2 separate regions of the Homo sapiens genome follow, and region 1 is linked to region 2. Evidence: read pairs that join two places in POLR2A ChIA-PET (ENCODE). Cell type or tissue: A673. All regions are shown on one strand.

The links. Peaks named below come from ENCODE experiments on the same cell type or tissue, not always from the same donor. Only the 100,000 strongest peaks of a DNase experiment are listed, where the experiment ranks them.
Region 1: POLR2A ChIA-PET joins it to region 2 with 12 read pairs; 3 of 35 experiments call an interaction of 5 or more read pairs at or near these places.

Annotation. Positions count from the first base shown.
Region 1 is chr6:6,908,522-6,916,521 of GRCh38, reverse strand. No RefSeq gene overlaps it. Among named protein-coding and RNA genes, the nearest start is that of LINC03055, 27 kb to the right of the region's middle. In A673, no CTCF peak of the experiment used is centred here; no DNase peak of the experiment used is centred here.
Region 2 is chr6:7,168,589-7,176,588 of GRCh38, reverse strand. All of the region lies in intron 1 of RREB1 (ras responsive element binding protein 1), which reads right to left. Among named protein-coding and RNA genes, the nearest start is that of RREB1, 65 kb to the right of the region's middle. RefSeq lists enhancers at 6,620-7,119, 7,120-7,621. In A673, no CTCF peak of the experiment used is centred here; a DNase peak (open chromatin) is centred at 6,988; H3K27ac peaks cover 3,599 bases.

The DNA of each region.
Region 1 (8,000 bases), 260 kb after region 2:
TGTCTCCATTTTCTCTCCATGAGCACAGGCATGTGGAAGTGTGGCATCACACACACACACCCACACCCACACACCCACACCCACACACACCCACACACACACACACACACACACACACACACAGCCGTGGTCTCTACTCCAGCTGTCAGAATGTCTGATTTTTGGGAGGGGTGGACTCACCTTTCCTCTGCCTTATCACCTCCAGCTAGTGAGGTTTTGTTCCTACTGAAACAGTAGAGAACAAAGAGAAAGAGGCTAGGGGAAACTCAGAGCTCCAGCAAACAGAAGGGATGGAGAAAGTTCAGCTGCTTTGTCGTGGTTGTTATGCAACCACTTTGCTAGCCCTTACCTGGAAAAGAAAAAGTGGAATTGTATTTTTGGACTGCTAGAGCTGGTATAAAGAGTGAAACTATCGTAAACGGTAAAATGATAATATCAATTTCCTTATTTTACGGATTTCATAACTCAGGCAGAAGAGGAGTTAAATTGTAATAGTGCAAGGAAGTAGCAGAGCAAAAGTCACTGTCTGTTTCTTGGAACGATTTCTGCCTAACCAGTGATCATTTCTCAAGCCCTCTGAAAGCATGCCAAAAGCTGTCTGCAAAAGTAGCAACGGCCGAGCAGCCAGTACGGGGTGTTCTTGTCTTTGGGTGAAATGCTGAGCAGTTTTTGCAGTTTTCTCTTTAACTGGCTTTTTATTTGCTTTCATTTTAAGCAGTGCCTTCGTGTGGAAAGTGCACTGAACTAAGACTCAGAATATCTGAGTTCTAGTTCTACCCGGCCACAGCAAACTACCTGCCTTCTGGAGGCTGGGATTTCTCACCCATGAAAGCAGAAACAATCCAATTAGAGCTCTTTCATGGTCCATCCTAATTCAGGGGGCCAGGGTTTGGCAAACTACTGCCCACAGGCGGGGCAATCTGGCCACCGCCTGTTTATGTACTGTTCACAAGCTAAGAGTGGTTTTACATTTTTTCAATGTCTAAAAGAATCAAAGGAGAATAGTATTCCATGATACATAAAATGATATGACTTCAAATATCAGGATCTATAAATAAAGTTTTATTAGAACACTGATCTACTCACTCATTTGCATATGGTCTGGGGCTGCTTTCCCAGGGCAATGGCAGAGCTGTGTAGTTGCCATAGAGACCGTATGGCCAGCAGAGTTCACTCTCTACCTGATCCTTTAGAGAAAAGCTGTCCCTGTTGGCCACAGTACAACCTACTATCTTATTTTCTGCATTTATGAAAATAATAAAACCTCATTGAGTTACTGTAAGAATGAAATGAAATAATGGATGTGAAAGAATTGTGACCAAGCTAAAAGCATAAATACTCATCAGATGCACCTCAAATGAATTGAGGTGCATATTTATTATGCACCCAATATGATGCATAGATACCCAGCTACTAGGTGTTGCTAGCTGGAGGAGAAACAAGCCCTTACTAATAATATGCACAAAAACTAATGATATTTTTATTCAGCAGTGTTGAAAACATACAGGATAGGATTGCAGAGGTGGGAAATTATGTGTGCGTCTGGAAGGGAAAATAACAAGAACTTATTTGTCAGATTGGTGTAATTCTAAGTGAATTTTTAAATGTCTCCGTTAAACTACTGTTATAATTCTGTTTAAAAATAAATAAGAGTTTAGTGGGATATGATGGTGCAGGCCTGTAGTCCCAGCTACTCGGGAGGCTCAGGTGTGAGGACCTCTTGAGCCCAGGAGATGGAGGTTGCAGTGAGCAGAGATTGTGCCACTGCACTCCAGCCTGGGCGACAGAGAGAATCCCTGTCTCAAATAAATAAATAAATAAATAAATAAATAAATAAATAAATAGATAAATAAATAAATAAATGCAAAAGGAAAGTACCTGCCCCCCAAACTTGTTTCAATACTAATGTTTTAAAAAGGCTTTTTATTTCCAAAGTGAATGCTGAACTGCAAGGGGTAAGGTCTAATTGTCTGTATATTCCATCCTCAATTGTCTGCAGGCAGCACTGTGTCTCAAACACTTGAAAGATTTATATTGAAATATTAGAAACAAAATACACTTTTAGAAGAATTACAATAGCTGAGATCTATGGTTTTTGTTACAATAATATTGGAATAACCTGTCACCAATTAGACAGCTCATCTTTTACATATGTGTTTAACAAGAAAAGCAAAATTCCCCTTGTTAAAATTAACTTATTCAGAAAGTTGCAGGGGTTGGGGTGGGAGAGTGAACATTTAAAATGGGATTGAGTCAATTTCAGGGTTGGCAAAATGCAGAGGGATTGAATTTTCCCATGAGAGATTCAGAGGTTACATGTGCCAAAGAATAATCTAGAAACAGCAGAGCTTGGGGTTTTGCATCTTGTTCTGATAGTGACTGTCTAGAAAGCTTCCAGATCAACTCAGTTTGTCTCCCTCTGGTATCTTAACTAGTAAAAATGATGTTCTTGGCTGGGTGCAGTGACTCACACCTGTAATCCCAGCACTTTGGGAGGCCAAGGTGGGAGGATTGCTTGAACCCAGGAGTTTGAGGCCATCCTGGGCAACGAGCGAGACCCACGTCTCTACAGGAATAATTTAAAAACACTAGCCAAACGTGGTGGTGCGTGCCTGTGGTCCCAGCTACTTGGGAGTCTGAGGTGGGAGGATTGCTTGAACCCAGGAGTTTTAAGACCAGCCTGGGCAACATAGGGAGACTCTGTCTCTATTTTGTAATTTATAATTTTTAAAAAATAAAACAAAATAAAATAAAAGTGATGTTCTTTCCCCATGAAAGTGATCAGCTGTCGGGTTCACCTGGTGGAGTTTGCTGCAGGGGCAAAGCCTTATTGTGAGCTGTGAATGAATTCATCTGCACAGAAAGCAGGGTTGCCCCTCTTCCTGTCCCAAGGTGCAGGGTGGCTGGGCACCCCAGGGAGCTGGGCTACTGACTCCTGCGTCAGTGAAATGGTTCCTTCTGGTATTAGCTGCGGGACCTCGGGCAAGCCATGGAAACTGCTGAACCTTGACTTCCTCATCTTTGAATGCGGTGGATCTAAGCATGTTGACCGAGAACTATCCATGGAAGAGGGCAGACACCCTGCCTGGCACATAGTACTCTTTCAATACATGGTAGCTATTCTTATTAGCATAGGTGGTGAGGTAGCCAAAAAGCAGGAACAAAACAAATACTTCCTGAGGTTGGTAGGGGTTCAGGCAATTGCCCTTCTGTTTCTTTAAGCCCTGGATCAAGTGGTGAAGGAAGGCTGTCCAGCTCACTGGTTCGTAAGGGCTGAAAATGTCTGGCAGAACTTATTATCAAATTTACATCTTCATAGAGTGCCTTAGGCAGAAGGCAGTTCTTCAGCACTTGATGAGTGACTTTTTTCTCCTTAATATCCATCAAACAGAATAATAAAGTACACACTAGTCATTCGATGTGTCAGGAATGGCCAATAAACAATGACAAAGGATCTTTTACATTCTCACAATAAACACTGCTGTTCCTTCTCACCATCTTCCTTGATAAACACCATCTGGAGTTAGCTTTCCCCAAGAGGCAGCTCGCTGCCATGATGTAGGATGAAGTCGGTGGCCTCCTGAAGATTTATTTCTGCCTTTAAAAAAAATGTAAAGCATGGTAGCTGGTGGGGCTCCGCTCCCTGTTTTGGGGCCCTGGGTTCTAGCACTTCCCTTTCTGACTTGGGAGCCAACTTTAGGCAATGACCTATTTATTTTTCTGTCACTGCTGCTGCCTTTTGCTCTCCATTACAGGAGGGGCCGAACTGGCTGTGGGGAGTTGGGCGTTTTGCATGGGGGGATTTGGGGGCAGTTGCTGGGTGTGAGAGTGGCAAATGGAGGCGATGAGAAAGAGGATTTAAATTGTCAGTTCTGATAATGAATGGACACTCCCTCTTTGGTGTTTTTATGAGAAACAACAGTAGAGAATGAAATATATTTTTGGATGTTGCACTAGTGTTTAATTGAATGCTACATTGGACCATAACGGGGCCACCACTGTAAGCTCCTGCCTCATCCCCAGTGCCTAGAACAGGGCTGGGCACACTGAAGTGCTTAGGGAGGATTTGTTGAATAAATTGCCCTCCTCCTCCTTCCAGGTATGAATCTTATGAACTTAATGCCACAGATCTATAAATCTCCTTTTCAAGGAAGGAGCCAGTTATCAAAACTCTCTTTTGGCTGTTCTCTGCTCTTTCAATCTGTTCAGGCTGCTATACTAAAGCTACCTTAAACTGGGCAGCTTATAAACAACAGAAATCTATTTCTCACAGTTCTAGAGGCTGAGAAGTCCAAGGTCAAGGTGCCGGCAGATGCAGTGTCTGGTGAGCGTCCTATTTCTGTCTCATAAATGCTGTCTTCTCATCGTTTCTTCATGTGGTAGAAGGAGCAAGCATCTCTGTTATAAGGGCCCAAATCCCTTAGGGCAGTGATTGTGCCACTGCACTCCAGCCTGGATGACAGAGTGGGACGCTGTCTCAAAAAGAAAAAAAGAAAAAGAAAAAGAAAGCTAGGAGAGTCAGGCCATTGAGCTGAGCCGCATAGGAAGGTGAGAAGGTTGCCAGGTAGATGATGCAGGAAAAGGAGGGGAAGGGAAGATCGCAATGAGCCCAAGTGAGGACACACAGATATGCGTGGTCTTTTGCAGACACAAACTAGTTTTGTGTGGCTGAGGGATTGTAACATGCAGGCTTCATGAAGGAGAAAGAGGGGAGCAAGAACATGGGAGGAGATATCCTATTCCAAGTCCAGCCTGTTGCAGGTTGGGCTGTCCACACGCTGAGATGAAGTTTACGAGCAATCTAGGCCAATGAAGGGGGAGGAAGCAGGGCTGAACAGACGCAGACTTTGAATCGCACCTGAGACCTCTCAAAGCTTCAGCCAACCTAGTGGTAGGGCTATCCACCTCCTTGCTTTGGGTGTCTCTAATGGCAAGTGGGGAAGTCAGGCCCCACTGGCCCCGACACCAGCTGTCTAGTCTGCTTCAAGTTCTTTTTGGAAGGTCCTGGTTGGGATGGTGGCATCCACTGAGGCTCTCATTAACCCCTCTGTGACAGTGAACATGGATGCTACACCTGGACCAAGACCCAACTGGGGTCAAGAGACTCACATTGTGAAATCTGCAGGCCAACTCAGTATGGCTCTGGCACTGTGCGTGTTGCCTGGAAGTTGTGGGATGCTGTTCATAGCCCAAGGGCAGTGCCCACCCTCCCTCGCACACCCCTCGACTTGGTTGCAAACACATGTTTGAGCTCCGTGCTCCCTTCCCTATTCCCTTATCATTGAATGATTGACAGGCTGCCACATATGACATTTCCGATGGCCCATAGGAGGGCTGTGAGCACCACATGAAGGACACACCGGGACGTAGTCCAGCTCCAGGGTGCATCCACTACAAAGAAAAAGCTTGCCTGAGGGCTGTTTGTTTCGGAAGCTGGGTGAGGATGAAGCATGGCAAGGAGCAAGGGACAGAGTTGTGATTCATTTCTCTTATTATCAGGCCCTGCCAAAGATGCATCCTGTTTTTTTTAACATCCCACTTCCTGGGTCTAGATCCTGGCACAAGCATTTCCTAGCTGTGTGGCTTTGGTCAAGTTACTTGCCTTCTCTGTGCTGCAGTTTCCTCACATTTAAAACAGGAACAGTAATGAACGACAATGATAACTTGGTAGAGCTGTGGAAATCATTAGGAAGGTTAAATGCCTTAAGACTAAAGTGCTTAGAATGAGGTCTAACATGCTAGAAAAGTTAGCTCTTATCATGAATATTTTAAAGCCACACAAAGATACAACCCCGGCCGGGTGCAGTGGCTCACCTGTAATCCCAGCACTTTGGGAGGCCGAAGCAGGTGGATCACTTAAGGTCAGGAGTTTGAGACCAGCCTGGCCAGCATGGTGAAACCCTGTCCCTACTAAAAATACAAAAATTAGCTGGACATCGTGGTGCACGCCTGCAGTCCCAGCTACTCGGGAGGCTGAGGCGGGAGAATCGCTTGAACCCAGGAGGCAGAGGTTGCAGTGAGTCGAGATCATGCCACTGCATTCCAGCCTGGGCAACAGAGTGAGACTCTGTCTCGAAAAAAAAAAAAAAAGATGCATGGAAGGCCTGGGAAGAAAAGGGGATGTGCTGGGAGGAGAGAGATGGGAATGGATGTGATACTTAATTCCTTCCCTTCTTTAAGTTTTTGTGTATGTCACGTGCCCAGTGCTGTGTGAAGATGTGGGATTGCCCAAATATGAAACAGTCTCTGCTCCTGAGGTTTCACAGTTTAGGGGGCAACATACAAGCATCATAAAACATATCAATGCAGTGGCCTATGCACTATATCAGAGGTCTTTAAAGATGGCTATGGGAAGCAACTGCCTGGCCGGGAAGGCTTTGGAGGGGAGGGTGTCACAGGGTGAGGAGGAGTTCAGTGGTGGGGAGAGAGGAGGACATCTCGGATGAAGGATGGAGAGGGGAAGAAGGAGAGAAGGTGTGGAAGAGCTTGGGCTGCTCAGCCGAGGGAGAAGTTGCCTGTAGTGGAGCAGAGAGAGGTGAAGGTGATGGTTCCACAGGGCAACTGGCACCAGGCTGCCCGGAGTCCTGAAATGCCAAGCTGGGAGTTGGGACTTCATTCTAACAGCAAAGGGCAAAGGGCAAAGGACAGGGGCGAGATGTGATCCGATTCTGCATCTGGGAAGACTTCTCTGACTTCACGGCAACGCGGAGAATGTGTCGGAACGGGGAAGAAAATGGGGCTGGTGAGCAAATGTTCATGAGGCTCCTTCGCTGTCGGGGTGTGGGGTTCCTTTCCCTTCCTGGTTAGATCCTCGTTACTCAAAGCGAGGTCTGTGGAGTGGCAGGGCTCGCCAGAGCCAGCACCACCTGGGACCCGGCAGAGATGCAGCGTCCTAGGCCCCCTCCAGACCTGCCTTTCAACAAGATCCCCAGAGCACTCTAAGCGACTGGATCACATTGCACATTTAGGTTCTGAGTGTTTGGCCCTCACTCTGCGGCTGGAAGGTGGAGTTGAAGGAGAAAGGAGAGCACAGGGCTTTGGGGCCGACGGTTGCTGGGTCCCTGCAATGTTGGGACTGCTCATCCATGGCTCTCTCCCATGGCTTTTCTCAGTCAGGGCATTTGTACCTGCCAACCAGCACACAGACGTGTTTCCAGATGTTTCTGCTCATTGCGTGCTTAAAAATCGTCATTATCAGATTTTCACGTCCAGCCTAAGGCCACATGGAAAGTTATAAGTTGTTCCCACAGTTCTCCGTCCCGGCAGGACTTCTCCTGCATTACATTAACAGCCCCATTCATGGCCTTGATTTTCCAAGCGTTTTTCTGCTCTACCCTTCTAGAAGTTTCCAAACTTGCCTGTAGGTCTTTTTTGGGGGGAGGGGAGGATCTTTTAAAAAATTCTTTAATTTGCCAGCACGCTTTCCATTCATAAACAAACAGGAAGAAAGCCTTCCTCCTTGTCTAGGATGTAGGCATATTAACCTCAGAGAAACAAGATTGTGGATCTTGGGAGAAGGAAAAGCTGCATCCTGATATTGGGGTGCTGCTTTCCCCTGGCTCACACGCAAAGGCCAATGCATATGAGCTAACCATTGCATTGCCCCAAATAAGTGGGCCTCTAGGCTTCAAAGACTTTTTTTGGAGACAAGGTCTGGCTGTGGCCCAGGCTGGAATGCAGTGGCATGATCTCGGCTCATTACAGCCTCGGCCTCCTGGGCTCAAGCCATCCTCTCACCTCAGCCTCCTGAGTAGCTGGGACTACAGGTGCATACCACCATGCCCGGCTAATTGTTTCTTTTTTTTTTTCCTTTGGTAGAGATGGGGTTTTGCCATGTTGCCCAGGCTGGTCTTGAACTCCTGGGCTTAAGCGATCCTCCCACCTCAGCCTCCCAAAGTGCTGGGATTACCAGTGTGAGCCACCTTGCCCGGCCCAAAGACCTTTTATAAAAGCTGAAAATACAGCTTGCAGCCCTGCACTGTGCTTTTCTCAAACTACTG
Region 2 (8,000 bases):
CACCGGGAGTCACCAATTAGGACTAGAAAACATTTCCCATCCCTTGCCTGCAATTACAAGCAAGCTGCCAGGAGCCAGGCTGATTCCATCCAGAGTTGTCCCATTAACATCCAAGTAAGAGCTTGGAACTGAGTGTGCCTTGAACAGACAGGAACACCCCTATCCCCCAGGCACATTCCAATAACGTCAAGGGCAGCACCATGTGAGAATGGCTCGGACCACTGGCTCCGGGGGGGAGCTTCGTGCATCCTAATGGCATGTTCACAGCAGACACCTACAGACTGCCAGTTTAACAAGAGAAAAGCAAGGCAGCAATTAGTGCTATCAGAAACAGAGGGGGAAAAATAAGACAGTTGAAGAAATTAAGAAATATACAACTAGCAGTGGCTCATGCCTGTAATCCCCGCACTTTGGGAGGCCAAGACTGAGCAGATCGTTTAGCTCAGGAGTTCGAGACCAGCCTGGACAACATGGTGAAACCCTGTCTCTATAAAAAACACAAAAATCAGCTGGGTGTGGTGGCATGCGCCTGTAGTCCCAGCTACTCTGGAGCTGAGGTGGGAGGATGGCTTAAGCCCAGGAGGCAGAGGTTTCAGTAAGCTGAGATTGCACCACTGCACTCCAGCCTGGGTAACAGAGCCAGACCTTGTCTCAAAAAATAAATAATAAGAAATATACAACTAAACAGTGCCTTAAAGTAGAGGAGAGATGATTACATCCTCTCGCAGGTGTGAGGAGAAAGTGTTGGTAACACACGTCAAATAGGACCAAATGCAGACCTTTTCCTTTCTGTAGGGAAGATGCAGAAAACATCTCAAATTACACATGCCCTTCAAAAGTTTGAGCAAGTCTGCTCTGGGGTGTCAAGGGCTTCAAAGCCCTGTGCTGGGAGAAAACTGGAATGCAGCATCTCCCAGAGCTACAGCATGTGGCCACATTCCCTGGCTCTCAACACAGCCTCCCTCAGCTAACGTGAAGAGCACAAAACTGGGAGAAAACTCAGAGGTAAAATAAACCCCACACGGACAACACCGGGCGAGAAACAACTGCTTGGCATATTTTCTCACTTTTATTCCCCTTCTGGAGCATCTACAGACAAGCTGCCCATCCATGCCACACAGCTGTCACCATGAACCTCAGGACTAACCCACAGGGACGGACCCTGTGCCACAGAAGGGAATGCAGAGACCCTCAAACTGGACATTATACCCCCCCCATCCCACCCCACTGAAACAATGCACATACTCTATACTCAACATTTTCATTCAGTACCAGGAGGGTCAGGGACCCTAGAAACCCACCCAGGGACAGCAGGGTAAGAATCCCTGTTTTGCGTGACACATGACCTGCCCTCTTGTAAACTATGAATCAAGCCCATTTTATGAAAAATACCCGTGGAGTTTTCAGAAATGCACAAACATCCTTTCAGACTATCTTCACCCATCTAAGGTGAAATTAAATATTGCTTAAAAAAAAGCAGTTATTCTTTTTTCATATTTTAATTAATAACAAATTTCATTAGGAACAAAGCCTGAAGAGGAATAGCCCTTTGGTTTTTTTCTAGAAACTGCCAAGATCTCCAAATAAATAGCATGAACCATAGTTTTACTCATAATTAATAAAAACACACTTCAAAATAAAAAGATATAACAAAAATTAAAATAAATAAATAAATAAATAGGCCAGGCGCGGTGGCTCACATCTATAATCCCAGCACTTAGGGACACTGAGGCAGGTGGATCACCTGAGGTCAGGAGTTTGTGACCAGCCTGGCCAACATGGCAAAACCCCATCTCTACTAAAAATACAAAAATTAGCTGAACATCATGGTGCACACCTGTAATCCCAGCTACCTGGGAGACTGAGGCAGGAGAATCACTTGAACCCGGAAGGCGGAGGTTGCAGTGAGCTGAGATTGTGCCTCTGCACTCCAGCCTGGACGACAGAGAGTCTGTCTCAAAAAAATAAATAAATACAATAAATAAACACACTTCAGAGTCTAAACAAGTGTCTAGAATTAAGATTTTCTAGCATGTAGCTAAGACTTCCATTAAAATTTAGATCTGCTGCCTCCCCTTCATTTCATTTTATTTTATTTCCCTTCATTTTAAAAAGACACCTTAAAAAAAGGTCCACCGGGTAGCGTCCTGGAAGCACACAGGACAGCAAGGAGAGGATGGTTTTAGAGAAAGAGGGCTAGGCTGAGAGACTTGACCTTGAAACTTCCATCCTCTTGCCCTTGGGTGTAAATGATTTGAATATTGAGAATGTCTTGCAATATAAAGCCAGAGTTCACGAGGCTGTTTGTTTTGGGTTCTATTAGGCCTGAGGGAGTCACAGAGCTTGAAGAGCGGAAAAGTACAAAAGAGTTATTAGAAGAAACTCTAAGACACCCCTTACCTCCATCAACAATGCTTCAGAAAAAAAAAAAAAAAAAGGAAAGACTAGTAGCACCCTAAAGATGACTCCTGTAGGTGAAGTGTGACAGAAAGCCTGGGTCTGGTTGTTGGTGGAGGCTGCTGAATTTCTGGATTTGCACTCCCACAAGATTTACGCAAAGTCAACGGAGGCAGGAGGACTAAGAGAGGGCGGAAGTCCCTCTGTGGGAGGAGGGAAAGGCCAGCCCCCAAGCCCCGGGGGAGATACGGGACAATGCTATGTAAAGCCAGAAACAGAAGATTAAGGGGCAGGTCTCCAGGTCTAAGGAGACAGCAATGAAGAGATGAAAGATAAGGGCTGCATCCCAGCTTCTGAAAAACCCGAGGGTTTCTTTCCTTTTTTTTCTTTCTTTCCCTTTTTTTTTTTCTGTCGCCAAGGCTGAAAGCCTGTAACCTCTGCCTCCCTGGTTCAGGCGATTCTTGTGCCTCAAGCCTCCCGGGTAGCTGGGATTACAGGCGTGTGTGCCACCACACCCGGCTAACTTTAATTTTTGCATTTTTAGTTGAGACTAAAATTGGGTTTTTAGGGTTTTGCCATGTTGCCCAGGTGGGTCTTGAACTCCTGGCCTCAAGTGATCTACCCGCCTCAGCCTCCCAAAGTGCTGGGATTATAGGCAAAAACCTGAGAGTTCTTTTTTTTTTTTTTCTTCATGTTTTTGAGACAGAGTCTCATTCTGTCGCCCAGGCTGGAGTGCAGTGACGCGATCTTGGCTCACTGCAATCTCCGCCTCCTGGGTTCAAGTGATTCTCCTACCTCAGCCGTGCACCACCACGCCTGGCTAGTTTCTGTATTTTTAGTAGAGACGGGGTTTCGCCATGTTTGCCAGGGTGGTCTCGAACTCCTGACCTAAGGTGATCCAAACCGCCCCAGCCTCCTGAGGGTTCTTGAAGTGAAATCTAAACTCTGTCCTAAGGCCCCCAGGAAATGTGGAATAAGTTTAGATGCCTAGGATGATGGTAGAGGCCCTGAAAAAAATGTTCCCACAGACGACAGAACAGTGGGTTTTACAACACTTGACCAGGATGGGCACAGTGCAGAGTCTCCACAACACCCTCAAATACTTGGGATGGCTGATCCATACTATGTAAGAGCCTAGTTGACCAGTTCAGGCCAACCCACGACAGGCTACAAGTTTTAGTTAAGAGATCAGACACTAAAATGGTCTGAGCCAGGAGGGAGCTTGACAAACAGCAAAGGCATCTCTTGAAGGATGGGCTGAGTCTTGGCTAGGCTGGGGACAGAATCAAACCAGGCTAAATGTTCCACGAGGGCCATGCCTGTTCTGCCTGCAAAGCTCGGGGCAAAACTATCTCTTCTAACCACCTCACATGTGCTCTGAGGGCTGAGACAGCTGTGATGACGGCTTTGAGTTCCAGGAAGTTGATGTGTTTCTTGGCTTAGGGTCCAGGCTATGCCTTGGATAGGGCGGCAACCCAAGAAAGTCACCCCCACCCCCCCACACCGGCAACCCGTGGCTGGCACAGGCTTTGGTAAGACAGGAGCCTTAGAGCAGGCCCCTACACCATGGGGCACCGTGAGCTGCTTCGTCCAACTCTGATCTTCTCTTCCTGGGTGAGAAGGGACTCCTAAGAGATTGGGGAGAGCTGGGCATGGTGGCTCATGCCTATAATCCCACCACTTTGGGACGGAGAGGCAGGAGGATCACTTGAGGTTAGGAGTTCAAGACCAGCCTGGGCAACACAGCAAAACCCATCTCTGATACAGAAAAAAAAGAAGCCGGGGTGGGGGGATGCATCCCTTGGTACAGGCCACATTCAAGACAAAAGTGCAGAGGTGAAGGGGGGCAGCAAACTTGGGACCCAAGATATATATGTCGGCCTCCTCTTTGGGTATCTTCTGAGCTCCAGAACACTCCTATACTCTCATCCTCTCAAGACTACAGCAAGCCAGGCACAGTGGCTCATGCCTCTAATCCCACCACTTTGGGAGGCCAAGTGGGAAGATCACTTAAGACCAGGAGTTTGAGACCAGCCTGGGCAACGAAGTGAGACCACATCTCTATAAGAAATTTAAATATTAGGCAGGTATGGTAGCACCCTCCTGCAGTCCCAGCTACTTGGGAGGCTGAGGCAGGAGGATTGCATGAGCCCAGGAGTGCGAAGCTGCACTGAGCTAGCATGACGTCACTGTACTCAAGCCTGGTCAACAGGGCCAGACTTTATCTCCAAAAAAAAAAAAAAAGACTAATGGTCAGGCTCTTTAACCTGCCATTCAAGAGTCTCCATGCTCTGGCCTCAGTCCACCTTCTGGCCCCGTCGCACACCAGTCCCCTTGGTTACCCTTTCTGCTCAGTTCCTTGCCCCAGAATATCTGCCTGCACCCCTCTCCTGACCTCATCCCTCATGGCCATGTTCCACATGACTCCCACTGACCCATGGCTCGTGGTTCCAAATTCCAGGACACACTCACCTCTAATGTTGCCATCACACCCATCACACTTCATCATGGCTAACCATTTTTGAGCACCATGTGCCACATGCACTGTCTCATTTAATCCTCAAAACAACAACCATGAGGATTGTTCCCAGTGTACAGCCATAAAGACAAAGGTTGAGAGGGACTGAGTCACTTGTCTCCAAGATCCTAGAGCTGCTGCGTGGTAGAGCAATGTAATAAATCCAGTTGCTGAACTCTGTTAAATTTCTTTTGGAAAAGTGTGCGACTCCTGGCCCATGGCTGGAGAGCACAGGTGTGCTCCCTTAGTCACGTTCTCTGACTTCTAATAATCTCGCTCTGCATCACTGCTGCCCTTCCAGATGCTCTGCACCTGGCTTTCCATTTCCGTCCCCGTCAAGGCAGGAAGGCGGAGTGCTCTCCTCCCCCTTCACCTCTGCCCTCCTCTCCCTGGCAGGAGGCAGAACTGGACTTCCACCTCAGTCTAAAAGGTTCGTTGCAGCGGGCAAGAGTTTGGAAACACTACGCTTGCTCTGCAAAGTGATGGGGCACTTCACGTTATATACCCTTGTGTTCTAGAAGCAGCCAAGCAAAGGAGGCTCTGCCTGAATCCTGAACAGTCTAGTCCTATCTGATGAGCTGACCTTGCAGAGAAGATCCACCAACACGAGGCAGGGAGAAATTAACTACTACAGACCCTCCACCAAACAAACCCCAAGGGCATGAGCATCCAGCCCTTTATTAGAAATGCAAATTCTCAGTCCCACCCCAGACCTACCGAGTCAGAAACCCTCTGGGGGCTGGCACAGCAGTGTGAGTTTCTGAGTTAACAGCTCTCTGGAGGCTTCCATCCAGCCCTGAGAACCAGCTCATGAAGAAGCTCAGGATCTCACTGAAAACCTTCCTTTAGTGAGGATTTGGGAGAAGCTGCTTGGCTTATCATACACCTCCAGAGCAAAAACCAAGGCCCTGGGTCAGAGACAAAGATCCCCATTTCTAACTCTGGCTTTATCTACCACAATAAAAAATAATAATAAATGAGGGACAGGGAGGAATGGATCTATGCAGGGCTTCCTCAGGAACAAACACACATCAGAGGTAGGCTTCAGACAGGCAAGGCCAGCCTGCAGTGCATGGCTGGCAAAACCACATGGCCTGGGCCTTCACGCAGCCCTGGATCCTAAAAGCCTTCTCTCCAGCAAACAGCAGTTGCCAAGCCTGTGGTACTTCCCGAAAAGCTCCTTGGAGGTGGTTGTGGATCACCTCCAAACCTGAGCCCTTCAGCCAGGATTCCTGGTGGCCCCGGATACCCTCCCTCACCTCTCTGCTGCTCCTGGGCAGTGAGGAGTGAGCAACAAGGGGCAGGTGACGGGGAGAACAGTTAGGGAGATGACCTCAAGGGGAGACACGCAGCCCTGGGGTTCCCTCTTACAGCCTTGGAAACTGCTCACCATCTACTACAGTTTATCTCTTAATGGGACCAGAGGGTGGAGGAAGGAAAATCAGAGGTCATTCTCACAGGCCAGGGTGTCTGCTCCTTACTCTGACTAGGTTTCAAATACCCCGCTGGTCTTGACCTGGAGCATTTTATTAGAAATAACACAAGCTACTGATGCTCCTTTTCAAAAGCAATGTCGGTTGTTCTTAGGTAAAGGAAAACTTCAATATTTTGTAAAGTGTGGGGGAAGGAGCAGCTTAATGCAGAGTAATAGGTTCCATGCAGGAAGCAGCTTCTCTTAAAAATCACTTGGACATTTAAATTATTACATTAAATATAACTTCAGCAGGGAGGCACACATTGACTGGGGAGACAGGGTCCCTGCCTACCAAATTTATCTACGTCAGTCAGATTGAGTATTTAAAACATGATCCACGGGAGAGCTAGGGAGATTTTCTGGACAATGCCAGATAAAACCATCCTGTGGTACCCCATTCTTCTTCCTGCACCTCTCTGCAAGGCTCTGTGCTTCTTTAAAGGAAGGAAATGGGGCACAGTCCCAGTGATAAGCTTTCCTGCTAGTACATGAGGACTATGAAGAAGCTGACTCCACTTCTTGTAGCTCTTCTCCAGGGAGCATGTCTTCCTGCCAGGATCTAACTACTGCCAGATTTGCAAGGCCAAGACACAGCTGCTAAATGGCAGCCATTTGTCACACAGCACCCGGCTCCCCTGGGAGGGGACACAGCAGCCCTCGGCACTCAGCTGTGGGAAGAGTTGAGTCCCTGGCCCTTTCCCCAAAAAAGCCAGACTTTTCCTAAACATTGTTTTTCAGCCTGCCTGCCAGGACCCTGGTATTTCATCACTTTCTTGCCTAACTTAGCAGAAACATGTATCGTCTCTACTCTGGGTGCCCAAGGTGGACTATGCTCTAATAAGGAAGCACCCATGCTGGACCACAGGGGCAGAGGGCCCACAGGGCACCCTCACCTACCCCCAGGGCAAGGCAGGGTTTCCTGGGCCAAGGCTAAAGATGTCCCACAGGGAATTAAGTTGAGCAGCTCCCCTGCCCTGTCCCACCCTAAGATCTGCTCTCCTGGCTTATCAGGTAGACCCAGGTGCAAGAAAGGGTAGGAAGAGGCCTCCACAACACACCTTGGTTGAGGAATTTGAAAACAGAAAAGAATGTTGCTATAAGTAACAGAAAACAGGATTCAAGTCAGAGTATACTGGAAATCTAATGTGCATCCAATTATATTTTTTCCAGAGCACCCACTTCCCTGATAACCTAGGGCACTAACACTTGTGACATAAACTCTATGCTAGAAATATGCTAGGCACTTTACATATATTTAATCCTCCCCCACATCTTGTAAGGTAATGATTAGGTTATTTGCTAGATATAGCACAGCTCTTAAAGGGCGGAGCCAGGAGTCTAGCCTGGGGTTGTCTGACTCCAAAAATCTTGTACTTTCCACTGTAGCACAAGAAGGGTCTTTGAAAAACCATTTGGAGAAGGGTCATTAGCAAGCTAGAGGATTGGGAAACCAAGTCAAGGGGAAAACTGGAAATGGCTAACAGAATGGAGACAAGAGCCAGCTACAAAAGCTGCAGGACTGGTGTGTGGAAGAGGGGCACACTCATTGCACAGGTCCACCATGGAAGGAATGAGGCACAAACAAGTAACTCTGGAGCTCCATGATTCTTT